Linked DNA regions of Mus musculus: all the other regions are linked to region 3. Evidence: chromatin loops called from intact Hi-C (ENCODE). Cell type or tissue: left cerebral cortex. All regions are shown on one strand. Region 1 has its middle 30 kb from the start of Gm32663. Region 2 has its middle 32 kb from the start of Mdm1. Region 3 holds the start of Rap1b (RAS related protein 1b). Region 4 overlaps Gm32663 (a long non-coding RNA gene). Region 5 has its middle 38 kb from the start of Mdm1. Region 6 overlaps Gm32605 (a long non-coding RNA gene). Region 7 has its middle 13 kb from the start of Gm32663.

Region 1 (4,000 bases), 140 kb before region 3:
AGACGGGATACTGGGCAGCCAGCACACCGTGAGTAAGAAAGAGCCTGGTGTCAGGAGGGAGCTTAAGCTGGGGAGGAAACTACAAAGGAGACACACCCCAGACTGAGGAGAGAGTCCAGGCCGAATTGGTTATGAGAGGGAGTCCAAGAAAGTGAAAATGAGTTTGTATTTAGTATGTGGACTCAAAATCTCCTGAAGGTTTTTATATTTTTTATTCTGTATCAAGACTTTCAAATACAGAAGAATTTCGAGTCTATAGGCTAGAGTGAAGCTTCCAGACTCTTCCCACAGCAGCCTCCAAATAGGGATCTGTCTAATACTGATGTCTTTGTGTGTTTGTTTTTGTGTGGTAGATAGATAGATAGATAGGTAGATAGATAGATAGATAGATAGATAGATAGATAGATAGATAGATAGATAGATAGATGTAGGTGTAGATGTAAGTGTGGATGTGGTGTAAGTGTGTTCGGGTATACATGTGTGCATGTGTGTGTTGAGGCCAGGGGTCAGTGTTAAATGACTCCCTCAATTGTCTCTATTTCTGAGGTAGGCTCTCCACTGAACCTGAAGTGCCTCAATTCAGCTAATCTGGGCGACTAATGTGACCCAGGGATCCCCCTGTGTCCATCCCCAGTGCTGGGCTTACCACACTGGGGTTCTGTATGTGTGGGCCAGAGAGTCAAATTCACAGAGGAACTCGGAGACTTGTTTCATCCCCTCTGTCCCATGTCACTGGTGTCTTTAAGAAGTCAAAAAAACAAAAAACAAAAAAAGCAAACAAACCAAAAAAAAAAAAACAAAAACAAAACCAGACACTGCAGTCATCTTATTTTTTTAAGATTTATTTTTATTTTCACCCCCATTTAAATGTGTGAATGTGTGTGTGTGTGTGTGTGTGTGTGTGTGTGTGTAAATTGTGTGAAAGTGTGAATGTCTGTGAGAAGGTGAGAGTGTGTTGTGTGTGTGTTTGAATGTGTGTGAGATTGTGTTGTGTGTGAGAGTGAATGTATGTGTGTGTGAGTGTGTGAATGTGAGTGTGCACGTGAATGTGTTTTGTGTGTTGTGAGAATGTGTGTGTATGTGTGAAAGTGTGTGTTTGAATGTGTGTAAGAGTGTGTGTGAATGTGTGTATGTGTGAGTATATGTGAGTGTGTGTGTGAGTATGTGTGTGAATGTGTGTACGTGTGAGTGTATGTGAGTGTGTGTGTGAATACATGTGTGTAAATGTGAATGTGTATGTGAGTGTGTGTGAGTGTGTACTGTAAGCGTGTGTGTGTGTGTGTGTGTGTGTGTGTGTGTTTGTGTGTGTGTGTGTGTGAGCATGCGTTCATGCAATGTGTGCAGGTGTCCTTGGAGACCAGAAGCATAGCAGATACCCTGGAGCTGGAGTTACAGGAAGTTGAAAGCTGACTGACAAGGGCTCTGGGAAGCCAACTTGGGTCCTCTGAAGAGGAGGAAATACTCTTGACCAAGAAGCCGCCTCTTTACTCCCGTCCCACCCTTTCAGCGGAAATGTTTTGGTTTGGTTTGGTTTGGTTTAAACTCGAACGCTATCTAATTTAGTGTCAATTTTAGTAAATGTGCAGATTTGAGTTAAGTCACATAAACTGATAAATAAACCCGGATATAGGGAGATGTTTGGTCCTCTATTTTATGAAGTGCAGGATTTCATCATCGAAGGAACCAAAAGCCCCTTAAACACCGTCCCAGAGACCCCTGCTCACGATTGTGCTAAAGCTGCTCTCCACAGAGTTCCTGCTTCTGCTGCTCATTAGGAAAAGTACTTCAACACCCAGCAGAAAAGAATAATTAGCAAATCAATTAATTAAGGGCCTAGCAACACTCTTCCTGCCAGCCTCAGCCACAGCTTCCTTGTAAATAAGCTCTTTTGCCTACATTAAAGTCATTAGCTCTCCATATGTAAATAGTAAAGCCCTTGGATTTCAACGGACTGCCTATCAGGGAACAGATTTCAGTCCACCTCGATGTAGTCAGGATACTGCAGACAAAGAGCCATGCTGTCTTAACCAAGAACACAGCTATACATAGCTTCTGGGTCCATTCATTTCCCAGATTCACCTTTCCTCCTTGGGACATTAGCCAAACATCTATTTTAGTTATAACACAGACACAAGGAAACGCTATAGTAATTAAAGAAACCACCCATTTCCTTCCCCTGACGTTCCAGGAAGCCACGTTATTTCTGCAGACCAATCTCTATTTGCTGACAATTCGCCTGAGCTTGAACAGCCAAATAAAATGTCCTAGAAACTGTCCTTGCAGCGACAGCCAAGAACACATCTGAGTCTCGGCTCCTTCCACAGGAAAATGCACACCAACAAAATATGTGCTTGTGTGTATTTAAGACACGAGTGTCTAGGGTCTCATTAGGTTCTGAGAGATTTAAAGTCCTACCACCCTGTAAAAACAAGCGTTTGAAGGAACTGGCCCTAAAGTTAGCTGGGTCCTTTGCCAAATTCACCTCATATTTTTATTCCTGTGGTTATCCTCTTTTTAAATTACTGCTGTTTATTTTTGTGCCTCTTGCCATCGTCTCCATCGCCACTCTCTTTACAGTGAGTTTTAAAACAAACAAATCGTTTATATTCATATACACCTGCTGGCCATTTTAGCTTTTCAGCGCCTGTCCCCCAACACACACGCTGTCGTGTCTTGGAGTTTTGTTCCTTTCTCCTTTTTTGTTCTTTTTCTCTTCTTTTGTCATTTCTCTTCTCCACTCTAAAGAAGAATAAACTATCGGAAGCCAGCCTAACAGAAATGAAGAGGGTCTAAAGCAGTGGTTCTCAACCTGTAGGTCACGAGCCCTTTAGTGGTCAAATAACCTTTTCACAAGGGTCGCCTAAGACCATCAGAAAAAAATCAGATACTTACATTATGATTCATCACAGTAGCAAAATTGCAGTTATGAAGTAGCAACAAAAATAATTTTATTCCTCACCACAACATGAGAAATTGTATTCAAGGGCGGGAGCATTGGGAAGGTTGAGAACCACTGGTCTAAAGAGACGTTTGTGTGGCTTAATCCATCAGACTGTTGAAACGATGGATCCTAAGAAGAAATAAAAATGAAAGAGTCCCTAGGAATCTCGAGGCAGAAGAAGGAAAAGGCCCCAGGCAGAGCGGGGGATTTGTCTCCCAGGACCCGATTCTAACAACTCGGCAGACTGCCTTACAGGATGAGACTGTAGCCCAGAAGATGAGCCAGGGATGTGAGGGACCACCGGAACTGTTAGATGCGCACAGCCTTGGTTCCTGCTGCCCCTCCCCCAGCAGCTCTCCCCTGTGACCTCAACCCCAGCTTGCCACCACTGCTCCTGACCGCCTCACCAACCTCACCTTAATGTTGTGAAACCACCTTTTACACAAAGGCGTTCAGGAGGTGGGGCCAGTCCGGACCCTTTAACATCCATTCTGTGGGTTCTGGTTTGTTTGATTTGCTTAATGGAGACAAACCCATTACCTGCCATGGGATACTATAGCTTTGAAAGACCTGGGACCATCCATTTATACTTTATATTTAATGCAGCTGGTCAGCCTTGGGTCGTGCATCTGCCTTAATTTTTACGGTGTGATGGGTTTTGGGGATTTTTGTTTTTTGTACTAAGCAAGATTCTATGACTGCCAGCTGTCCCTTCTGATCCATAAGTTAAAACCAATGATTCTTTCTGACAATATTCAGTACTTATTGTAGAACTTGTGGCAAAGGTACTATTTGCCTAATTAGTTTAGGCAATTAATAATCTTTGCTGCCCCAAACTATAAACTTGCAAAAAGCAGCTTCCCTTCGGTGTCTCCTCTCTGCTTCTTCTACCTTTTACATTGCTTTGTCTCCAGTAAATAAATAAACAAATAAATAAACAAACATGGTGTCTGACAGCAAGGCGGGAGGCAGAGGTAGGCCGATCTCAGTGAGTTCGAGGCCAGCCTGGTCTACAAAGTGAGTTCCAGGACAGCCAGAGCTACACTGTGAAACTCTTGT
Region 2 (4,000 bases), 260 kb before region 3:
AACAAAATTCCATTTTATCAACAGCTCAAGACTGCTTTCCCAACTTTTTGCCTCAAAAACTGTGGGTTTGTCTTCCTCGTGTGTTGTTTTTATCGCAGAAGACACTCTGCAGGACTCTTTTGCTACCCTAGTCTCTTTCATCATCCCTATTCTTTCATCTCTCCCACACCTCTCCTTCAAACACACCCTCACGGCCAGGGGGAGGACCCGTGACTGTCACTGTACAAACCACAGCAGGACACTAACTGCCGTGAAGAAATCGGCCACTGTGGAGACTCAGGGATCAGACACAGTGGACTTTAAGCCTGCCTCCCTCCCGCCATCCAGAAAGCTGACCTGACACCAACCATTTCCCTAATCTTAATTTTCTTCATCTGTAAAATGAGATTATATTAGTATTACTTTCTTGGGGCTCTTGGGAGGATAAGACAAAGTGCTATATACGTCAAGCAATCGGAGAGAGTTCTTGCTAAGACTGTGAAAATCCGCAAGCCCCTCTCTCAGCTCCCCCCCCCCAATCCATAGTTTCTACTCTAGATCCCAAATTTTGGTATAGGTAGGCAGTTCTCTCTGCTCCCGTCGTGAGGATAACAAGAGAATGTTCATTCGGGATGTTCGGTCAAGCCCAGCATTGGTGAGGTCCTTGGGAACGAGAAAGACCCTCAAGTCTACAAATTCAAGACCCGTGGGTTGCGCTGGTGTCCCCTCAGTACAGACCGGTCAAACTTGGGCGATGTTGTTGAGTTCAGATCTTCAGTTTCTCTTCTGTAAAATGTCATTGCAAATACCCCACTTCACAGGGACCTGTGTTCACTAAGCCGCTGGTGTTTGTAAAAACCGTTTGAGTGTGAGTACAGTGCAGCGTACATGCTCAGGAAAGCGTCAGCAAAACAACAGCAGCTTGAGTTAAACATTGCCTGCCAGCCCCACTTTCCTCGAGTTTAATAGCAACTGAATTATTGGTATGTTTTATGATGCCACTTAATAAAATCATGGGATAGAATATTTATTGACATGACATAATGTTTCTAGTCTTTCTTTCTTTTTTTTTTTTTTTTTGGCAGAAAGTATTTTACATCTGTGCTGCTGATTTTTAAGCTATGCATGCTCGTAACAACAGGAAAAGGTCTGCTAGGATTTCAGCAAAATGTTCATGGTGATTATCTGTCACTTTTGGCCCTGTGAGAGGAGAGACATCCTCTAGTTTCCATAGTCTGCTTTAAACATGAGTCATTTTCTATGAAGGGTCAGAAAATATAAAAATTTAAAGACAACTGTAGTAATAAAAAGTATGATGTGGCGAGCCTTGAGTGAATAAAAGCCTGCAAGCTCTCAGCACAGCGGGGGGGACAAGCACTCACTAAGGGTCAGTCAGGAGGAGGAGTGGAGAGATGGGGTCAGTGAAAGGACAGACTTTAAGTCAGAGCTGGGAGTCCCGGCAAGGAGCCTGTCCTCTCCCAAGCACGCATTGCTGGGACTGAAAGGCATGGGGCCATGGCAGGCCACAGGCAATCAAAGTCCACGGGGAAGCTGATGGGCTTCTGAACTCAGGACGCATTGAACCATCCTGCCCTTTCTGCCTCAGAGCCCCAGGAAGGTTGATTAACGAGCTTGCTTATGCAAGCTAAAGGATGACCTAGCTGGCCTCTCTCTCTCCAGTGACTTTCAAGGAGACTTTGATTGGCCTGAGTTTGATTTACTTTCTTCTTCCAGTGAGCAACAAACCAAGAGCTGTCAACCACTAGGTGGCATTCCCCAAATACTATTTAACTTTGAAACTGGCAGAAAAGTTGGCTGGAAAACCTTCAATAACCCCTGCATCCAAAGCATGGTAAGGTAAGGGGAGGCCAGAGGACTGTTGACGTCTCCAGTTTCTTCCTGTTAAAGATAAAGGGCATCCAGGAAAGCCACACCATCACCACCCTACACCCTGCTCTGACCCAGCAAATACTCCTCTCTCTGCATGCATGAGAGAGAAAGTCAGTGTACTTCTTCAAGGCACCTTGGAGAGTCTCATCAAGAGACCTTTGTCTTCGTCTCAGTGCGCATAATCAACAATCTCTTTTGCTAATCAAAATAAAAGTCTCCTTTAACACCCCCCTCCCCCAAATAAAAGTCTCCTTTAACACCCCCCCTCCCCCAAAGCAAAAGTAGATCTTTGATGTCATCAAAGTCATCCGGTCACAGATGTGAGACTTGTGTTGATTGGAAGATAATGAGAGGGACCCCTGTCTAGGGTCTATTATATTTGAAGAACAAGAATTGGTTCCCAGACCAAAAAGTCAGTACTGATCTTGGCGTCTCTTCTAAGCATCACTACAACCTTTAGGATATTTGTATTAAGCTGTGATTTAAACCTTATATGGATTTCTCTCTCTCTCTCTCTCTCTCTCTCTCTCTCTCTCTCTCTCTCTCTCTCTTTCTTTCTTCTTCTTTTTTTACCTAAAGTTCCATAGTTTGGGCCATCCTATTAAAAATGGGTTTGAGGCACGGGGGGGGGGGGGCGGTCTAGAAAGATGGCACAGCGGTTAAGAGCATTGGATGGCTCTTCCAGAGGTGTTGAGTTCTATTCCTGTCAACTGCATGGTAGCTCACAACACTCTCTAGTGGGATCCAATGCCCTCTTCTGGTGTGTCTGAAGACAGCAGCAGTGTACTCACATACATTAGATAAATAAATAAATAAATAAATAAATATTTTTCTGTTAAGGAAAAATGAGGTTTTGGCCCAGGCATAGTGAGGCACCTCTGTAACTTCAGTCTTTAGACCAGTGGTTCAACCTTCCTAATGCTGCAACCCTTTAATATGGTCCCTCATGTTGTGGTGACCCCCAACCATAAAATTATTTCATTGCTACTCTGCAACTGTCATTTTGCTGTTATGAATTGTGATGTAAATGTGGCATGCATGACATCTGATATACACCCTCTGTGAGAGGGCTGTTGAACCCCCTACAGGTGATAACAATGCCTACCCAGCAATGATGCTATACCATTACATGAGGTAATGTCCGCGAGGTATATATGGTGGTACTGGTAGACAGCAGTAGCAGGCACAATGTCAGCAATCATAGATTCATAATAGCCACAGTAATATGCAACTTATGAACTCAGAAGGACTATTCTAGCCGCACGTAACCTCACTAAGGTGCCGACTTTTGTTAACCTGCATGTGTCTTCTGATATGCTCTGTGGGGAGCCGCCCTCACATTCGCCATTACAAGATGGCGCTGACATCCTGTGTTCTAAGTAGTAAACAAATAATCTGCACATGTGCCGGGGTAGTTTTCCACTCCATGTGCTCTGCCTTCCCCGTGACGACAACTCGGCCAATGGGCTGCAGCCAATCAGGAAGCGACACGTCCTAGGTGGAGGATAATTCTCCTTAAAAGGGACGGGGTTTTGCCATTCTCTCTCTTGCTCCTGAAGAAGTAAGCAATAAAGCTTTTGCCGCAGAAGATTCCGGTTGTCCTGATCGTGTTCTTTCCGGTGGGGACAAAAGCTCGGGATAATGCTCTATCTTCTTAGCTGCTTACTAACTAGCTCTTATCTAATGTGGCTGACATATGTTTTCCAAAAAGCTTCTCCGAGCTGTGCAGATACTCAGAGTTTCTGCATCGATCATTCTAAGTCACTGTACCCATACAGTAAAAAAAAATTAATTCAGGTACTTTGCTCTCTGGACTTGTGAAAATTGTATGTCTTCTGTTAATTTACAAAAACAATGTATGAGGGTAATACAGTCACTTCTTAAGACTGTTTGAACAGTTCTCATCCGTTAGTCAGAGGCTAAAATAGATCCATTCAATCAATCAAATAATTGTTGCCCATCAGTCTGAGATCTCTAGGGTTGGGTTTACCTACCAGAGATACAGGGGTAAGCCACATAGATACAGCAAGTAGACAGACAGTGCTTGGATTCTTAAAATGACTTCCAGCTCCTGGATGCAAACATATGTGTGTGTGTGCATATTGAGGGGGGGGGGGGCAAAGAGACAAAG
Region 3 (4,000 bases):
GAAAAGTGTAACATATCTTTACTTCTTTGTAGAAAAGAGTACTTGAAGGCCTCTAAGAGGAAGGGAGTAAATTACTGAGCAAGCTTTAAGATAATTTATCTAGCAACAATGTGTAAAATGGGTCACAGTAGGCAGCTCGAACCTCCTAGGCTGCAAAGGTCCAGGAGCCGAGTTGTATCAAGAGGAGCCTGGAAGACTTGGTCCAACCTCTGCTCACAGATGCACCAGTGGATGAATCATTGTAGAGGAGGGGGGAGGGCAGAGGAGGGTGACAGGCTTGAAGAGTGGGTGACTTGAAAAGAAGGAGGTACGATTAGCAAAGGAAAGGGAGAGAAAACGGGTTTGGTGACAATGGTAATGAGTTTGGTTTGCATACAAGTTAAACTGAAGCTGCCAGCGGACAATATCCTGGTCTGTCAGGTAAATAGGGCAAGGGGTTCAAATTCAAAAGTGAGTCCATTCTGGGGGGCTCTATACGCTGATCATGATTTAATAAGAGATGCAATGGTTATCAGCCTAGTGAGATGATAAAAGTGTTTTGGCTTAAACAACGCCACAAACTCTGGCTTTCAAAGGAAAAAAGCAATTGCCCAAATGTCAAAGTGTTTAAAACAAAGAAAAAAATAAAACCAAAACAGCCCATTGGTAATCAGTACCCTGGCTCAAAATGTCAGTCTTTGAGACATGTCAAATCTTCCTTCAATAACTGATAAAATAGGGGACTGGAGAGATGGCTCAGTGGTTAAGAGCATGGGCTGTTCTTCCAGAGGTCCTGAGTTCAATTCCCAGCCATCACATGGTGGCTCACAACCATCTATAATGGGATCTGATGCTCTTTTCTGCTATACGTGAAGACAGAGTATATATGTAATTGGTAAGAGCAAAATGGAAATTGCAATTTATTCATGAATAATTGACAATACCAACAGATTGTTCCAAAACTTGCCTTTGAAACCGCCACTAAAATGTTGTTCTGAGAAAATAACAATTATTGAAATAGGTAATACTTAAGTAATACAAACCATGAAGCAGCTGGAAAACGCTGCTATCAAAAACTTGTCAGGGAGGAGGAGGGCTCAGCAGGACAAAGGGCTTGTTACCCAGGCAGGAGAACCGGGGTTTCCAGTTCAGTCCCCCTGCAGTCACATAAGAATCCAGAGTGGTGGGAATGGAGACAGGAGACTCCCTTGAGATTGGTGGCCAGCCACTCAAGCCTAATTGGTGAGGTTCAGTGAGAGACCCTGTTTCAAAACAACTAAGTGGAGAGCGACAGAAAATAACCTGTTCACCTCTGGCTTCTGTGTGCCCACAGGCGAGGGCACAAGCGTGCAGAAGCACACACAACTGTCAATTATGGGTTTTTTCTTTTTTTGTTGTTCTAAAGGTTGAACCTACTACACTCGGACACTTGCTAGACAAGTACTGGATCATTAAGCTATGCCCCCCCCCTTTTTTTAACTTCTTGAGAATCTCACAAAACCGTTTAGGTTGGCTTTAACTTACTCTGTGGCCTCAGCAACCTAGAATTTGCAAGGAGCCACCTCCTGCTCAGTCTGCAGAAGAAAGAGGTGTGCTCTTACAGACTGGCATCCTGAGACCCAGCTATAATTCTTTCTTACTCGCTCACTTAACTCAGGTTAGCGTAGTGGTCACGTCTCCATTTCTCTTCTAGGGTTCGTTAAATTTCCAGAATAATTTGTACAGGGAGGGCCAGCTAAATTGCCTACTCCTTTCAGTACTTTCCTCTCAAGTTTTGTTCATCAAAACCTTTTCCCTCGCTGGCAGTGGTGGCGCATGCCTTTAATCCCCAGCACTCCATACGTAGAGGCAGGTGTATCTGAGATGAAAGCCAAGCTGGTCAACATAGCAAGGTCAGGCCAGCCAGGACCACGCAATGAAGAGAGCGTAATCAGAGCAGAAACAAAGTCTTCCAAACAAAGCTCTGATAGCATGATTCTCATATTAAAGGTGATGGTGAGAAAATATTCTAATTACCTAGATCGATGTAAGTTCTTGTGCTCTTTGGAACAAGTCATTTTTGGACAGAGCTTTTCGGAGTCACATCATAGACTGACATCTATGAGTAATCTATAAAGTCATGAAGGCGCCCCAGGCATGCTCTTCCATGAACCAATTATTTTAATTCTATAAACTGTTCACTTAGGCACAGGCCATAAGCATGCTTTGGAATCCTCCATTCGCGAACTGCGTCTGGCAGGGTAATTTGGACAGCTGGCCCTGCTTAACACACCACAGGCTGAAATACTTGTCAAACCTAAAGAAAGGCCATTTGAAAAATGAAAAGCTGCCCTCGCGCTCTGGGAGTGGGAACTGCTGCTCTGTTACTTCCCCAGCACAAAGGACCACGCGAACACCGACGGTCTGGGGGCGTTGGCGACTGTGCACTCGGAGGCCCCGCGAAGGCGTCAGAGGTTTCCAAGCCCCTGAGCTCCCCGTTACCCGCTGGGGTCGAAACGGATGCGCTCCGCTGAGGCTGACACCGATTATGTCGGACAGCCCAGCCAGCGGGGGGCGAGGCCGACCGCAGCAACGAGACGCAGGGCAGGGGAGAAGGGCCACGGCCGGAGCCGGCGACCGAGAGCCGGGGCGAGGCCCACTGCGAGGCGAGCACGACGAGACCCCGCCCCCCTCCGCCAGGGCCCGCCTCGGCCCCGCCCCTTCCCGGGCTGCGCTCCTGCGCGCCCCGCCCGCGGGCGGAAGCGAGAGCGAGGCTGAACGCCTGACGTCAAGGCGACACCGCCAAACCTCGCCCAGAGTCAGGCGTGGAAAGCAGCCCGAGCGGCGGCGGCGGCGGCGACGGCGACGGCGGCAGCGGCAGAGACCGCCGTGGCGCCGGGAGCAGCGACCCGAAGGGAACGCGCGGCGACGGCGAGGGCGACGGCGGCGACCCGGTGACAGCGCGAGAGGTGGGCGCGGGGTGCGTGCGTGGCCGCGAGGCTGGCGGGGGGCCGGGCGCCGGCTGAGGGGAGAGGTGGGGTGCGGCGCGGACCGGGCGGGGCAGCCCGATGGCCCCCGCGGCGGCGAGGGTGGCCCGGGCGCGCGGCAGGTGGCTGGCGGGGGGCCCCCCGAGTCCCTCGCTCGCTTCGGCGGGGCGCGCCGCCTCGGGGCGGCCGGGGAGGAACCGCGGCCGCGGCGGGGGAGCAGCGCGCTTTGCGGAAGGGGTCAAATGTCTGAAATATGGCGGAGGAAGTGAGCGCCCGAGGAGCCCCCACCCGCCTGCCCGAGGCCCCCGCAGCCTTCCCCGCCGCGCCCCGCTCCCCGCCTCGGCGGTGGGTGGAAGTTAGAGCGGAAACCAGAAAGTTGTCCTCTGCGGACACCCGGGCTTCTCCCAGCCCGGGGCCGGGCGGGCGGAGCAGCGTCGCGAGGGGGGGCGGGGGGACCACTCCCCGGCGCCCCGCGGGCTCGAGCCTGACAGGGAAAAAGTTTGCCCGGATCGGGGCTGGCTTGCTTCATTTGTTGCGGGAAGTGGCAGGAGGAAGGCAGCGGAGCGAGCCCCACCTAGTCTGGCAGCCGCCACCGTGCAGAGGGAAAAAAAAAATGTTAAAGGGGCCTTTCCTTCGTCAGCAAGAGGAAATCTCTTTTTCTCTTGCAGAGAGAAAAATCCAGGAAGTTTGTCCTCTTCTCCTTTTTTTTTTTTTTTTCTTTTCGCCATCTCGAGGTGTCTGATTCTGAAACTGACTTATCAGCGCCGTGAATTTGGGAACTAGGCCCTCGGGATTTTCCTTGGGGTGGAGGGGGGCGGGAGGAGAAGATGCCTTTGGAAGAAACATCTTCGCTTAAGAGTTTTGAGCAGATGGGATTGCTTTCCTTTCGCTTGCCCCCTCCCACCCCCCAATGCTTTAGAAAGATATTTTGGCCCTGCGACTCTCGACTCGTGTGCATACAAGCACTTCTTTATTACAGTAATAGGAACTCACATTTTTTTTTTTTACTAAGTTGAAAGTTGACATTACGATGCAGGCTGGACTTTTCAATATTT
Region 4 (4,000 bases), 200 kb before region 3:
TCACCATGCAACAGTGGTGCCCGACTTCAGGGTCCCAACTCTTTGGGAGTCAAATGACCCTTTCACAGGGTTCACCCTAGACACCAGAATATTTACACTATGAGATCTATACCACAATTCATAAAAGTGGCAAAATTACAATTATGAAACAGCAACAGAAATAATTTTATGGCTGGGGTCACTACAACCTGAGGAACCGTATTAAAGGGTCACAGCATCAGGAAGGTTGAGAACTGCTACCCTGCAACAGTAAAAATGACTATCTGGAGCAATTTGATTCCTAACTACAGCCGTATAAAGCTAGCTATCTCTTAATGTGTTTAACAAGGACATCCTCTTTTCTGTGGATTTTATTTTATTTTACACATTTTTCGCATTGGACTTGTGGCCTTTTTCCTATTAACTTATGAGAAAGTTCTATACATAAAGAAGATGAGACCTTGTTCACTAAACTGCAAATGTTTTCCGACTTCATATTTAATTTATGACTTTGTAATGGTACTTTAAAAAAAGGTGTTCTCTCTCTCTCTCTCTCTCTCTCTCTCTCTCTCTCTCTGTGTGTGTGTGTGTGTGTGTGTGTGTGTGTGTGTGTGTGTGTGTGTGTGTGTGTGTTGGTATGTTTATGTGGATGCCTGCAAGTGTCCACAGAAGCCAGAAGAGGTTGTCAGATCCCCTGCAATTGAAGTACAGGAGGTTGTAAGCCCACTGATGTGGATGCTGGACCTCTGCAAGAGCAGGCAAATACTGAACTGCTGAGCCATCTCTCCAGCCCCTATGTAGCTTCCTGCATTGCAGGAAACCGTATCCTCTGCTCACTTTCTGAAGCATCACACTGAATTGAGGTGAAAGAAGCTGAACCTTATTAGAAATGAGGAATGGGGCACAGCCAAGGAGGAACCACACCCTTCATGGTTTCTTCTTTCATTCGACACCATCACTACGTTCTGGTACTAATGCTGCCACAGAGCTCAGCCCGCTGACTAGACAAAAATCATCTCTCATGACATCAGCCACCACAGTCCAAAGGAAGACAGACTTCCTGGCTGAATCAGAGAGAAATTGATGCTCTGAGGTCTCCAAAGAATGCAGTGACCACAACAGATTTCCTTATTCTGAAGCTACCTCCTCAGACCATCCAATTATAAGAGTCCAAAGAATCAGCCTGCAGATGACTTGGTAACTGAATGAGCAAAGAAAAGAAAGAAGGGGGGAAATGACTAATGGAAATCACACTGCAAGCAAGGGGTGTGCCACACAGGACCCAAATTGCCGGCAGCAGATAAGCAAGTAACCTTGGAACCTTTCTCGAATGAGGGAGGAGGGAGCCCTTTTCAGAGGATCACATATCAAACGCAATACAGAGGCAGTGGTGGGAGGGATGATACTTCTGTTGTTATTGTTGTTGTTGTTGTTGTTAACATTTGTTTATTATTACATGTAAGTACACTGTAGCTGTCTTCAGACGCACCAGAAGAGGGCGTCAGATCTCATTACGGATGGTTGTGAGCCACCACGTGGTTGCTGGGATTTGAACTCAGGACCTTTGGAAGAGTAGTTAGTGCTCTTAACTGCTGAGCCATCTCTCCAGCCCCACGATACTTCTTTTAAGGGTTTAGGAAGAAAACTAAGCAGTTCTATAACAATACCAAGAAAATGGGCCAAGACTGTTTGCAAAAAGAATGTTTCCTGCATTTCTCAGCCCGATCTGTGGCGGTTTCGGAAAGCCACCAGCATTCTGTCTCATCTGAACCAATTCTGCTCCTGCCTTGTAGGATCCTGGGAGCCTTACCCTTGTTCACCACCTAGTCCAGTCCTCTACAGTCTATCGGCTCTCTGTGTGCTTCCTTTTTCTCCGACTGGCCTCTCTATATATAACTTTTGCGCTGGACCCTGGCAGCGCAGTCCCAAAACCTGGCAGAGCAATCTTCCCCATGCCTTGGCTTCCTGACCCACGTTCGGGCGCCTGTTCCTCCTGGAACACTGCCCTGAACTTCAGCCTCCTTGGCAAGGGCACCAGCAGCCCTGCCAGCATCCTGTTCCTCTCGGAGACAGGACAGAGTTCTTTTCCAACCCGGATGGTACTCCAGGCTCCTCTATGGTCACTCTTCTCTTCCTGAGCACCAACTGAATATTTCCATTTGCCATTGTTCCATCCGGTCCTAGTATAGATCTCCCTCCCTCTCCTACGTGGGAACTCACAGATACCTGTGTCAGCAAAATCAAGTCCCGATTCATCACACACCAACTCCACCCACTTTCAACCGTAAGTGTGTTTATTAAAAACAAGAAAATCGGAGGTCCAAAAACTCCAGGTTTGATTAATCCTGCAGCCCGCGGTTGTCATGAAGGATCTGAGACTTCTCTCTTGGCTCTGCTAAATGTGCTGCCTACTTTTCAGAGAGCTGCATAGCAGCGGACCTGATTGGGTTGGGAAAGTCTCCCCGGCACCCTAGGAACAATCGATTCATCCACTAGGAGATACTGGCCAGCCAGCTGCTGAGCTACTCATGGTGTGAGGGAATTTTGACTAGCATCCTGGCAGTATAATATCTAGAGACAGAAAGACATTTCTTGGAACGTCTGTTTTGGAGAGAGAGAGAGAGAGAGAGAGAGAGAGAGAGAGAGAGAGAGAGAGAGAGAGAGAGAGAGAGAGAGAGATTGAGATTTTTCTAGAAGCATCACAGCCCACCACATCCCCCTGCCATCTTGTCCTGGTTGTGTCCCGGTGTTAATGTTCTAGCCAAGACTGCCAAATGGATAGAATGACAGGTCCCCTGAAGAACATGAACAACTGCTGCCTCACTGTTTGTTGTGTGTTCTTTTAGGTGGGAGATAGCTGTACTGGCTGGTTTTGTGTGTCAGCTTGACACAAGCTGGCATTATCACAGAGAAAAGAGGAAATGCCTTCATGAGATCCAGCTGTAAGGCATTTTCTCAGTTGGTGATCAAGGGGGGGGGGGGGAGCGTCCATTGTGGGTGGTGCCATCCCCAGGATGATAGTCTTGGGTTCTATAAGAAAGCAAGCTGAGCAAGCCAGAGGAAGCAAGCCAGTAAGTAACATCCCTCCATGGTCTCTGCATCAGTTCCTGCTTTCTGACCTGCTTGAGTTCCAGTCCTGACTTCCTTTGGTGATGAACAGCAGTATGGAAGTGTAAGCCAAATAAACCCTTTCCTCCCCAACTTGCTTCTTGGTTGTGATGTTTGTGCAGGAACAGAAACCCTGACTAAGACACTAGTCTTTCTGCTTGGACCTCTCTGGAGGATTCAGTGTGTTTCTGAACTGAGTAGGCTATGCCACTGAGCTCATTTGTAACGTGACTGTGACTGTACCTAAAGAATAAAAGACAAGAGAAACAGCGTTAGAGGTAGAGAGCAAGGAAGGGGGAAAATGGCATAATATGGTATCCAAGTATGAAAATTAGCCCCAAAAATGTAAATTTAAAAATATTCCAAAGAAGTAATCTCTATGAAATGCATACAGATTTTTTTCTCACCATTCATCAAATGATAAATCATAATGGATCAAATGTTATCTAGGAAGAGAACTGCTCTTTTCTTTATATGGAAGCCTGGACTTCCATAAACAATGAAGCAGTTGGATCAGAATTAGTATTCTCCAGCCAGGCTTAACCTGCTCCTCTCTCCAGCAAGGATGCAGCCTGTGAGCTAAAATGCATCTCGGGTTTTTCCGGAGGCACTGCTCTGCACTCTGAACTGAGGTTGCAAAGTTATCAGGATATGGTGACTTGTCCGTCCCTGTGCGGCTGTCTACACCAGCTTGCTTGTAAGAAGGAACCTGAAGACAGCTCTGATCATGTCAACATGGCATCTAAATGGCCCTTCTCTGAGCCCCATCTAGTTTCCTAAGCTTCTCTCTTCGATTAACAAAAACAAACCTTTGGGGCTGGAGAGATGGCTCAGTGGTTAAGAGCACTGACTGCTCTTCCAGAGGTCCTGATTCAATTCCCAGCATCCACATAGCAGCTCAAAATTGTCTATT
Region 5 (4,000 bases), 260 kb before region 3:
TCCTCCTTTGCCTTTTCCTCCTCTTCCTCCTTCTTTTTCTCCTCCATCCTCCTCCTTCTTCTTTTCTTCCTCCTGTGCTTCCTCTTCCTCCTCTTCTTCCTCCTCTTTCTCTCCTCTCTTCCTCCTCCCACAACTTCTCCTCCCTTTTCTCTTCCTCTTCCTCTCTGCCTCCTTCTCTTCCTCCTGCTCTTTCTTATCTTCCTCCTCTTCCTTCTCCTTCTTTTCTCCTCCTCCCCCTCCCTCTTCCCCTCCCCCTCCTCCTCCTCCTCTTCTTCTTCCTCCTCCTCCTCCTCCTCCCAGGTTGATTGGGCTTCCTATGCCCTTTCCCTGGGGTGCCCTCCCCCAGATAGTCATGTGATTCTAGCCCTCTCTCCCTTCCAGGTCTCAGCTCAAGTGCTTCCTTCCAAGGAGGCTCTTCCTAACCCTGTGGTGCGCCCTTCCTGCCCTGCCAGCCACCTGTACTGTGTGTTACATTGTTTACTGCCCTCCTCTTTCCATGGAAATGGCCTTTATATGAGGGCAGGGATTGTGGTTCCTTCACTCCAGCACCTCAAGTGGTTCCCCGGGGGAAAGGGGGAACACAGAAGAAGGAGGAAAAGGGATGAGTAAATCTATCTGGTATCTGTGGCTCAAAGCAATTTCTTTCATTTCTTTCTTTCTTTCTTTCTTTCTTTCTTTCTTTCTTTCTTTCTTTCTTTCTTTCTTTCTTTCTTTCTTTTTTCTTGTTAGTTTGTTGGGGTTTTTGCTGCTGTTGTTGGTTTTTTGGTTTGCTTTGGTTTTGATCTTTATTTCAGACAGATGAAGCAAAGCTACCTGCTAAGAGAAAAACATTAAAATAAGCTGCAGAATTTCAATATTATTAACTCATTTTCTTAAAATATGTTGGGGCAGGGAGATGGCTTGGCAGGTATTGCCACCAAACCTGGTGACCGGAGTTAGATAGCTGGAGCACCGTGTATGGTAGGAGAGAAGTGACTCCTACAAGTTGTCTTCTGATCACCACACAGGGTCTGTGACACCCACTCTCTTTCTCACAAACACAATAATTAATGGAAAAAATAATCAAAGCAAAAGTATACTTTGATTAATGAATACCATCTATGCTCTAACATCGTAAATGCTATAATTACCTACATCACACATATAATAACTTATAATGTACATACATTATAATTATAAATATTTTAAGTTGCATTATAAAGTCTCTAGAAAATAGACACCAAGTTATTGGAGGGTGGTAGTGACCTGACAGGACGGGAGGAAGCTAACTTTTACTTCCCGTGACTCAGCGTTTTCAGTCCGCTAAATGGGACACATTTATAACAACAGTACATTGCTTTATGATTTAAAAAGCACCAGGCCTGGTGGTGTTATGCCTTTAATCCCAGCAGAGCAGGAAGAGGCAGAATTCAAGGCCAGCCTCATCTGCGTAGTGAGTTCCAGGACAGTCAGTGCTAGGGCACAAGACCTTATCAGAAAAACAAAATGAACGAACAAACGAAAAACTGGACAACAGCGTGTTCTCTACTGAACTTTTTCCATTTTCGTTTCACTCCTCACAGAATGCTTTCCTTTGGATTTGGAACCTGGGTCGTCTGAGGGTCTTTTCTTCTCGAGAATCATTCTTGGTTCTCACAGAACCCGTCTCAGACGTGTGTGCTGTTTAGACAACTCTTGAATTGCATTTTTAAGGTTTTTGTCGTTGTTGTTGTTGTTCCAACTGATGGTTATGAAATAAGTTGTGAAATAAGAAATAGCTCATAAAAGACGGTCACAGTCCCCATTTGGGGGGCATCTATCTGTATGTCCCACACATTCTTAAGATTCCTATCTCCTGGGCATCTGTGATTTCCACATCGCAGCCTAACAGCATGATGCAATTGTCCCTTGTCACCAACAGAGATGCTGTGTCCTCCCACAATTTCACAACAGTCTTTCCCCTTCTGCTGGGCTCACGCCCAGCAAGGCTGTATGAAGGAATCTCAGGAGCTGAAATGACTCCGCCCTGTGAGGAAAGGACGCAGGATGCAGGGCCTGCCGCCCCTGTGCCCTGGCCCGTGTTTGTTGTTCTATTGGGCAATGTGGACAGCGGTTCACAAGGCAACACAGCCTCCACCCCTAGCAAGTGAGCAGAGCGCCTGGCTGGCGGAGGAGAGATGCTCCGCTTCTCTGTGACCACGCCCTTTCTTAGGCTGGGCGGCGCAGGAAGCCGACCGAGAGGGAGGAAGCTTTGAGCTGTGGGAACCTCAGCGTGTGGGCTGACAAAGATCTGCTCCACCCCTCACCCTGGAGACTGGCTCAGACCATGCCTTTCTCCCTCCTCAGCAACCCCCCTGCTTACACAGACGACTGACATGGTTCCATAATGTAATCAAGTCATGCAAGTGGAAATAAAGTAGAAACGAGACGGCATATCCTCCCCCCAACCCCCGCACAATTTTGAATGGTGATAGTGACAACCAGATAAAACCAGATACATGGTTTCAACTGATTGCTGGCGGGGGGGGGGGGGGGGGGTGGTGCGGGGTGCGGGGGGGGGGGTACCATCCTGCCAGAAACTTCTCCTTCTGAGGCAATTTAAAAGCATGTATCAAAAGCCTTAAAGGTTGTCTTGTCTACACTTGGGGAATTTAGCCTGAAGAAACACCAGGTGTGTCTATAGAATGTTGTTCTCATGGTCATTTATAAAGATAGAATACTTGTGGTGGCACACGCCTTTAATACCAGCACTCGGGAGGTAGAGGCAGGTAGATTTCTGAGTTCAAGGCTAGCCTGGTCTACAAAGTGAGTTCCAGGACGGCCAGGGCTATACAGAGAAACCCTGTCTCGAAAACACTGAGAGAGAGAGAGAGAGAGAGAGAGAGAGAGAATGAATACTTGGTTGTCATTCAGAATAGTATCTCAGAAGGACATTTTTTTCAAAAGAGCCAGACTTGGGCTACTGCATGAGCCCAAGACTAGCTGAACAGCAGAGACACTGCCTCAGAATAAAAATTTAGGAGATAGCTCAATAATAGATCACTCGTCTACCATGTGCAAGGCTCTAGCTTTGATTCTCAGTACCCACCCCCAAAAACAGTATTCCTGGTAAGGCCCGTTGCATCATCTGTAATATTAATATATATATTTATGTGAGGATATATCTATATATCCTCACATAAAATATGTATGTGTGCATACATAAAATATACTATGTGTATATGTGTACAAAGATAGGGGGAAGCACTTCCTTTCTCATGGGAGGGGGACACTCTTCTCTTGTCTGCTACTTCGAGCACTGTCCTTGGGTCTCAGCCTGGCTCCTGGCTACTCTTGGTTCCCAGGCTGTAACTTCCTCTCCTCAAATAGTCTCTGTCCTTGAGGCATCTCCTCGTCCACCCTTAACTCACTACATTTACCTCATCTCCTGTGTGGCTTTACTGTGCTGATGGTCCTTTGATAAAATATCTGTCTCCATTCTCCTCCCCCAGGCCTTTAGTGTATATCCAAGTATCTCCTAGAAATGCTCACCCCGGTATGATACCTTTACTTAGCCTCTCATAACAGAATCTAACTTCCTCTACCTCCCCTGCCCCAACACGCACAAACACCACACCCCTGCTTCTTCCTCATCACACCCAACCTCAGTAAAGGGGCTACCATTTCACCAGGCAGAGGGCCAGAAGACAGGACAGCCATCTCTTCATGTCTTCCTTCCCTCATAGTTTACAGTCAGTCCATTAACAAGTCCTGTGGTCTCCACCTTCAAAATAGCCACAGAATTTGCCTTTAGGTCAGCCTCCCCTCACTTGACTTCTTCATGAGCTTCCAGAATGATCCCCCTGAATCCACAGTGTCTGTCCATAACCCATTCCACACAGCAGCTAGTAACCATTTTAAAATATAAGTAGATGAATAAATCAGATCAAAGGCTTGAAACCTCCAGCCACCATGTTAATTTATGTAGGCATTATGAGATGTGGAGTGCTCTTGTTTTATTCCAGATACTTCTGTGTGATTT
Region 6 (4,000 bases), 59 kb before region 3:
GGGCTCAGTCATAGCTTATCCTCATTCAGAGTGAATCTAGAGATTCAATTAAATGATGCCCCGCCAGAGCTCAGTTCTAATACGGACGGAGGGATGTTTTGACGTTCGATGCTTGTCTTAGGTTAATAGCACTGTCAGGTTGTATTAATGGGTTATTAACTCGATGACTTGACTTCCCAATTTGAGAAAGAGGTCAGCTAGGTAGTTACACCTACTGATATGCCTTAGCAAAATTTCACTTACCTGAGAATATTACTATGAGCAGAGAATGTACGGATAAATGCATGTAAAACAAGAACAAATAAAAAAAAAATTGGGGCCGGGCGTGGTGGCGCATGCCTTTAATCCCAGCACATGGGAGGCAGAGGCAGGCAGATTTCTGAGTTCGAGGCCAGCCTGGTTTACAAATTGAGTGCCAGGACAGCCAGGGCTACACAGAGAAACCCTGTCTCGAAAAAAACAAAAATAAAGAATTTTTTTTGTGCCAGACTTTGGATAATTAAAGAAGGTATTTTAGTATTTTAGGATGACTACAAATCCATTGTTTTAGGGCTGTGGGATTTATTTTCTATTTTACACCTTATTGGCTTTTTTTTAATGATGCTATTTGTCTACTTTATTATAAGAGCCTGGATTTCACTAATTAATTATTTTTAATATATAGATCAGGTTAGCCTTTGAATAGTCTGTGTAGACTGTAATGACCTTCAACTCCTGATTCTCCTGCCTCTGCCTCCCAAGGATTATGTGTGAACTACTATGCCTAGCGGGAGTCTTGCTTTATACAGTCAGATTTTTATACGTATTAAATTATTAATTTTAGACTGTACATATTATATGAGAAAAAAATCCAGTAACACTGGCAAATTGAAAAGAAAAGTTCCAGAAATAAAAAAGATTTCCCTTTTGGATCTTTTGGATTTTGTGATATGTATGTATGTATATATATATATATATATATATATATATATATATGTATGTATGTATGTATGTATATATATATACACACACACACCACACCCACATTATATATATATATGCATATATATACACACATATGAATACACATACATATATGTGTGTGTATACATATACATATATCCCATCACCAGATTTGGTCCTAGCGTAGATACACATACCTGAAAAGTCTAGTATGTGGACTCACCCTCTCTTTCACCCTAGCGTCCCTGATTGTCAAGAATCCTTTGGGAAATAAATATTAGGTGTCGTTTGGACTTGGCAGTTATACCTCATTCTCAAAGATTTTCAACTCGTTTTGAAAATTGGATATCCTTGGGTGTTTACAAGACGTAGATTTAGAATCTTAAAGTCCTTTCCTTACCCCGCTAAAGACTCCTTTCCTACCAACCGCCTTCTGACTGACATTAACATACTGGAGTCTAACCAACTTCAAAGATTGTAAAAACAGCTATGACGTCTGGTGTTTGTGGAGTCCTTTCCACGTCCCTCCAGTCAGGCAACATGTGACTATACCAGGAAGCTTCCCACCCACACACAGCCCTGAGTGACTCTGTCCAGAAAGTGGATGCTTTAACCAAGAACCTCTCCAGCCCCATCTGTTTCAGAAAGCCCTGAAATTCGGATCTAGGACCCCACCCTCTCTGATCTGTCCCTCATCCTGGGGCAGTCTCCAGCCTCTACTCTGGTCCACCCGTCTCACCTCAGATCCACTCGGCTGATCCACAGGCCTGCCCTAGGCTCTCTAACAACAGCAAAACAACTGACTTGCACCGAATACTTTGGGAGTTGGGTCACAGGAGGGTGGAGGACCACAGTGGGACTGAGGGGCTGCGGGCAGGCTGGTCCTCCCATTGGCTCAGCCCTCTCCTCCTCCCCAGCCCCACGCGCTTGAAGTTCCTGCCAAATCGCTGCCTTTGTCTCAGAAACATTCCGCCCACACCCCAAACCCTCAGGAGCTCTCTTCTGCTCTCCAAACTCTCGGGGTATTTTTCAAAGTAAATACATTTCCCATTCTGAGAAGGATTCTGGTGCCAACTTTAATAAGAAAACATTCCTCGGCCTTATCACGTACGATGCACCAATTTAATCACGATTTTCTTTTTTAAATGTTAGAGCGTCCAACGTTCGAATAGACAGCAGGAGGTTTCCATGTATTTTAGAGCTCGGGAAGCCTAACTCTTACCAAAAATAAAATCATTTAAAAACAAAGGGGGAACCCACAGGCAGAAGTGCCCGGCGCGGGGGAGGGGCGGGGGCGGACGGCTAACAGCTGGTTTTCAGCGCTGGTTCCTAAGTGGAGCTTTAGAGAGGAGTTACTTGTCATCAGAGCTTCCAAAGTCAAGTTACATAAAACAGAACACTCCCTTTTACTTTCTAGACACCCACTGTGGTCGCAGCGAACTGCGAACTGCGACCCAGCGCGAGGAGACGCAGAGGATGCACGCCCTTCGTTTGTGCGGGGATCACCAAGTCCTCTGGTCCTCTCTTAATTGAGGGATTGGCACACCCGAGATGACATCACAAATTCCTTGAATTTTCCTTAGAAACAGCCACTGCCCTGTCACTTAGGATGGACTGTGAGAAGTCCTTTTCTGAAGGAAATACATCTATCTGGAAGCCACTAAATTGCATCTAAATATAGATTAGTTTACTGAGCGAGCAGGAGCCAGTGCCTCTGAGGTATTTTATTTCTGTGATATAATGAATTTCACAACTGAATGTGAATAAAGGAAAGTTGCCTCTCTCTCTCTCTCTCTCTCTCTCTCTCTCTCTCTCTCTCTCTTTCTGGAAATGTTTTGTGGAGATATTATGTCCCCACCACTACATGCTGGCTCAGTTGATAATGGCTATGTGAACTGTTTCTTGAAAGGGGTATAATTTCCACATAATTTGGGGAGTGTGGTTATTATTCAGATATTTATACATAATTATTACAGCTTCCCTTAGAATGAGTTCATGTGTCCTATGTGTCCATGGTCAAGCCTAACTCGGCTATTAATTTCTCTGATTCATTGTGTTTTATCATCACAGTGGGTTTTAATAACACAGTCAGTTCTGCTGTCTCCACAAAAGGAAATGCTCTTCCAAAGGGACGGTCTGCCAAACCTAAATAACTTCTGCAGTCTTCTACAGTCAGTATCAGCTTGTACCACTGAAAAACAATGCACCGTGTTGGTGTTGGTGTTGATGATGACCACAAACTCAGGTTGTTGGGGTTTTTATTATTATTATTATTATTTGGTTGGTTTGGCTTGATTTTGGTTGTTTTGTTTGAGACAGGGTTACTCTATGTAACCCAGGCTGCCCTGGAACTTGCTTTGTAGCCTAGGCTAGCCTCAAATTCAAGAGACCAGCCTGCCTCAGCCACCCAAGCAGGGATCAAAGGCATAAGCCACCAGGGCCCAGCTGAACTCCTTTTCTTAAACCTGTCTACCACTGAGCTACAACCCTAGTCCTGACTGTACTATTTTCAAAGCAATTCAACTTAGTAAAGGCCTAGTCCATTCATAAAGCCTCTCTAAAATAATAATAGAAATGAGTTGCCTAACTAATTTTTTTGCTGTGTCTCTGTTTGACTACACGGCATTGAAAAAGCAAGTCACCAGAATGTGACACAGAAGGACCTGGAACGATGGATTTCTCCCCAGACCCTGTTGAGAACTTCGGTCATCTGACTTCCAAGGCCGTGAATCTCCTCGTGCTTCCAGGTTCCCTGCCAGCTTCCTAAATGCACCCTGGGAAGATCTTAGGACAGCACAATCCAATCTAGCAAGTGCTGTGATCAAAAAAAAAAAAAAAAAGAAAGAAAGAAAGAAAGAAAGAAAGAAAGAAAGAAAGAAAGAAAGAAAGAAAGAAAGAAAAAGAAAAGTGACATTCGGGTGTGTAGAATATGCCTTTGAAAAAATACACCGAGAGTTTATTTTTAGGGCAGTGGAGCATTCTAACCTACCTGACACTTGACAGTGCCTTCAAAGACAGTGTGCTCAGTTCCCAGCTTTTCAAGAAGAGGTGATTTTCC
Region 7 (4,000 bases), 150 kb before region 3:
CTAAAGTCCCGCCTCTGTCTCTTTGACCAGCCAATTGGCTGCTGGCAACTTAATTTACCAATCAGAACTAACTGGGGCCTTACATGAGGGATTCTCATGCAACTTTGGGAACCCAAATAACATTATGCAAGCTTTAGGCCAAATCCACCACACCTAGGATTGTCTTTTGCTGGTTGGTTATGAGCTTCTGAGGGTGATGTCTCTCCTACCACATGCAGTCTCTGCCAGACCCTCAGTCTCTGCCGGAGAGGCGATAGTCGCTCTATCACTACACAAGCCCATTCTTAACAGAAAGGCTCTGTTCACTTGAAGTGAAAAGGAAGAGAATGGTTTTGAATTACTGTGACCCCTATGTAGGTCAGTGGTCCACTACTCAAGAACCGATTATCCAGCTTAAGGCCTCTTCCTGCTCCCGAGTTTCCCCCCTTGTTGGCTGCCTAGTATTTACACTCTTGGCTGTCACCTTCCAAAGGGGGTTATTAGAGGAAAAGAAAAAAGGTAATATTCAAAATAAAATTTCAATAAATGATCCTTCAAGCACCTGTTTTGTGACAGACAGAGAGAGTAACTGGGGGCCATAGAGAGTAAGAGAGAGCCCTGCTTGTGGGTTGCTAGACAAATGCTGGATTAAGGATGTGTATGCACACACACATACACACACACAATACACACACACACATACACACACACATATACACACACACAATACACACACACACCAAACACACATACACACACATACACACACACTACACACACACACACACACACACATATATATACACAACACACAGGTGTGTATAAAGTGGGGAAGCAGTTGGACTGTCAGTGTGGAGGGGAGGGAAGAAGATGAGGAGAAGAGAGCAGAGAGTGACTCTCACACTGGCACTTGAAGCCCGGGAAGAAAGAGAGAAAGAGATAAAATGAGACAAGACACACAGGGGACAGCAGGCATGTGGGCATCAGGGTGTGGGAGTGTGTGAGCTTTGAGGCTAAAGAGTGAATAGCAACAGATGGCAAGAGGGGGTGCAGGAGCCCCTGAGAGCTCTGTGGATAGAGACCTGACTCCGGGGCTCACCTGAGTCTCTCCCAACTTTTGGTCAATATGTCCTCAATGTTGTTCCTATACCAACCTCTTCACTCCGAGAGTATCTGGTTCTGGGAACGACAAGATGCTCAACAGGTAAAAGCCGTCCTTCCAGTCAATCGCCACAGCTCACGATGGAAGAGAAACCAACTTCCAAAATTTTTCTCTGACTTCCTCGTGCCTGTTGAGGTATGTGCACACCCATATTTATACACATGCACACAAGGGTACTGGGTGGGAAGAGGGAGATGGAGACAGAGACAGAGAGGAGTAGAGGGAGAGGGATATAAACAGGTAAACTTACTCTGGAGAGTAGATTCCATCGCCACGAACACTCTCAAACTGGAGTGCCTATCTCTGCTCTCCCCTGCTTTGTCTGTGGAAGGCCATCACTAAATGACCATGTCCCTTGCGAAGTTTGGGCTCTCCATGACAACTACCAAAAGCATCACCCAGACAGCAACACAGACTGGAGTCAGAAGCACATGTATCTGTATGCCTATGAGAAAGGCTAGAGTAGAAGGTGAGACATCCAGGAGGCAGAAAGGATTCTGGGATGGAGCCAGGCGCAGAAATTTTGCCTGGGAGGATGTGATGAGACAGATGCATGGTACCTGCGCACAGGATATAAACTGGAATATATGGGTTGTTGAAAATTATGACCTATTCAAAGAGAGCATAGCTATATGATCACGGTATTTGTAAATATATTTTGAATCTGAGTCTTTTTTTGTGTGTGTGAAGATGTATTTATTTATTTGATGTATATGACTATACTATTGCTGTTTTCAGATACACCAGAAGAGGGCATCAGATCCCATTACAGATGGTTGAGAGCCACCATGTGGTTGCTGGGAGTTGAACTCGGGACCTCTGGAAGAGCAGTCAGTGTTCTTAACCGCTGAGCCATCTCTCCAGCCCCTTAATCTGAGTCTTATTTCTGGGAGTATATATATATATATATTTCTATCATGTGTACCTCATGTCATCCCCTCTTAACCCCTATCTGCCCCCACAGATTCCCTTCACCTCCCCAAAAAGTCAACCTCCTACTTTCATGCCCTGTGTGTATGTGGGGTGGAGAATACTGAAGGTTTTATGAAAGGAAGTGACATGTGAGCTCAGATCTGGTTCTTGACATATCAAACTGACATTTGTGGGAAGGAGTGGTGGGTTACTTTTAATTGAAAATCTAAAACAATGTAGAGCAATGGTTGTCAACCTGTGGAGCCTGACCACTTTGCGGGGGCGGGGGGTGGGGGGAGTCATTCACAGGGGTTTCTTAAGACCATTGGAAAACACAGATACTTACATTATGATTCATAACAATAGTAAACATGTTAAGAAGCAGCAACAAAAATAATTTCATGGTTGGAGGTCACCTCTCCTGAACTGTATTAAAGGGTCACAGCATTAGAAATGTTGAGAACCACAGATCTAGAGCCTCAATAAGGGTTTGTCTAGTTCCAGTTGGTCTATCGGTATGTCTGGGGGGGGGGGGGTGAGGATTGATTTGATTACTTCAATTGATGTGGGAAAACCTGTCCCACTATGGGCAGCACCAATCCTTGGGCTTGGGTTAGTACCAAAATGAGCTAAGCAATAAAAATTCATGTATTCGTTCTGTCTGCTCTTCACTACAGGTGTACGGTGACTGACTGCTTCTAGGACCTCTGCCTTAACTTTCTTGCTATAATTGATAGCATCCTGGAATTGCGTGCTAAAATGAACTCTTTGGTGCAGTGGACCATGAAAGGTAGCCTGGTCTCCGGCAGCCCCCCAAAACCCTTCCTCCTTAAGTTATTTTTATTGTATTTTATCAGAGTAATCAGAAACAAGACTGGAACAGAGGGAAAGAGAGTTGACTAGACTGAAATCTAGCATGTCCAAGAGAGAAATCTAGCATGTCCGAGAGAGAAGGCTGTTGATTCTGGGTCAGACTGTGAAAGGCCAAATTCCCAGAGCACCCTGAAGAAGTATAGAAATTTGACAACTTATCTGCTGTTTCAGATCCCTTATCTGAAAAATGTGATTGGTGAAATTTTTAGCTGAAAAAATCTTAATTTCTATCTAGCAATGTCTTAAATAGCTTCGCTTTCCCTCATGACTGAAAAACATGGCATCTGGGGGCATGTCAGTTGCTCAAAGATACCTTGGGGCCCCAGGTTCCTTCTGCCTTTCAGCATTACTTTTCTATATTGGCTCCTTGCCTCATGTTTCCAAGATAGTTGCTACAACTCCAGCCCTCACATGTGTGTCTAGAGGGGCAGAAGGAAATAGAGACAAATGAGAGGGAGTGTTTTGTTTAAGATTTTTTTATTGAAATTTTTACATGTATGTCTATCTATGTACATAGGTTCTCCTAGAACTGGAGATACAGGCAATTGTGAGCTGGGAATCAAACTCGGGTCCTTTGCAAGAGCAATGCACAATACGCTTAACTTCTGATCCACTTCTCCACTCCCCAGTTGGGTGTTTTACACTATGTTTACCTCATGTTATGGAGAAGAATAAAAACTGTCTGTCTGTGATAGAAGCCACATGAGCAGCCATGGAGGCTGGAGAAGTGTTACCATCTTGACACGAGTGAAAGTTGAGTTCTGCTAAGCAAAGCTGGAGAAAAGCTAAGTGCACACTCGCGTTGATTGTTTGAGCCGATGATGGAAACATTGTTTCAGCTGCTGGAGCCTGGCGTGGAGGAGTGTGGATAGCTGTTGAAGTTCCCATAATCCAGGCACAAGTGCTTCATCATGAACACAGCAGAAGAATAAAGACCCAGTTAAGCTAAAGGGCCTGAAAAGAAGATGAAACTTCTGCTTCAATAAAATGCTGGGATTTGGCATTGCTTTTTATTATTATGTTTATTCCTTCTCTTTTGCACAATTACAAAAGTCTGTTTCCCTGGTTAAAATT

What was found. Peaks named below come from ENCODE experiments on the same cell type or tissue, not always from the same donor. Only the 100,000 strongest peaks of a DNase experiment are listed, where the experiment ranks them.
Region 1: it touches region 3 in a loop (6-fold over the local background); 9 of 42 quality-filtered maps call a loop at or near these places.
Region 2: a loop joins it to region 3, with 3 times the contacts of the local background. A loop is called at or near these places in 18 of 42 quality-filtered maps.
Region 4: it touches region 3 in a loop (2.7-fold over the local background); 7 of 42 quality-filtered maps call a loop at or near these places.
Region 5: a loop joins it to region 3, with 4 times the contacts of the local background. A loop is called at or near these places in 18 of 42 quality-filtered maps.
Region 6: a loop joins it to region 3, with 6 times the contacts of the local background. A loop is called at or near these places in 9 of 42 quality-filtered maps.
Region 7: a loop joins it to region 3, with 2.2 times the contacts of the local background. A loop is called at or near these places in 3 of 42 quality-filtered maps.

The regions. Positions count from the first base shown.
Region 1 is chr10:117,980,920-117,984,919 of GRCm38, reverse strand. No RefSeq gene overlaps it. Among named protein-coding and RNA genes, the nearest start is that of Gm32663, 30 kb to the left of the region's middle. In left cerebral cortex, no CTCF peak of the experiment used is centred here; DNase peaks (open chromatin) are centred at 1,452, 1,827 and 2,225; H3K27ac peaks cover 1,015 bases.
Region 2 is chr10:118,108,033-118,112,032 of GRCm38, reverse strand. No RefSeq gene overlaps it. Among named protein-coding and RNA genes, the nearest start is that of Mdm1, 32 kb to the left of the region's middle. In left cerebral cortex, CTCF peaks have their summits at 1,737 (motif pointing right) and 2,605 (motif pointing left); DNase peaks (open chromatin) are centred at 685 and 1,753.
Region 3 is chr10:117,844,758-117,848,757 of GRCm38, reverse strand. It overlaps Rap1b (RAS related protein 1b), which reads left to right and starts at 2,784. Exons shown (of 8, transcript NM_024457.2): 1 at 2,784-2,927. In left cerebral cortex, CTCF peaks have their summits at 2,349 and 3,300; DNase peaks (open chromatin) are centred at 248, 2,692, 3,270 and 3,507; H3K4me3 peaks cover 2,149 bases; H3K27ac peaks cover 1,938 bases.
Region 4 is chr10:118,047,493-118,051,492 of GRCm38, reverse strand. The region is part of intron 1 of Gm32663 (a long non-coding RNA gene); the gene reads right to left. Among named protein-coding and RNA genes, the nearest start is that of Gm32663, 36 kb to the right of the region's middle. In left cerebral cortex, no CTCF peak of the experiment used is centred here; a DNase peak (open chromatin) is centred at 1,986.
Region 5 is chr10:118,101,514-118,105,513 of GRCm38, reverse strand. No RefSeq gene overlaps it. Among named protein-coding and RNA genes, the nearest start is that of Mdm1, 38 kb to the left of the region's middle. In left cerebral cortex, a CTCF peak has its summit at 1,891; a DNase peak (open chromatin) is centred at 2,131; H3K4me3 peaks cover 871 bases; H3K27ac peaks cover 1,119 bases.
Region 6 is chr10:117,904,207-117,908,206 of GRCm38, reverse strand. Gm32605 (a long non-coding RNA gene) reads right to left here. Exons shown (of 6, transcript XR_872076.3): 5 at 3,932-4,000; 6 at 2,046-3,757. Among named protein-coding and RNA genes, the nearest start is that of 4933411E08Rik, 19 kb to the left of the region's middle. In left cerebral cortex, no CTCF peak of the experiment used is centred here; DNase peaks (open chromatin) are centred at 1,487, 1,890 and 2,212; H3K4me3 peaks cover 1,475 bases; H3K27ac peaks cover 1,865 bases.
Region 7 is chr10:117,997,740-118,001,739 of GRCm38, reverse strand. No RefSeq gene overlaps it. Among named protein-coding and RNA genes, the nearest start is that of Gm32663, 13 kb to the left of the region's middle. In left cerebral cortex, a CTCF peak has its summit at 1,891 (motif pointing right); a DNase peak (open chromatin) is centred at 976.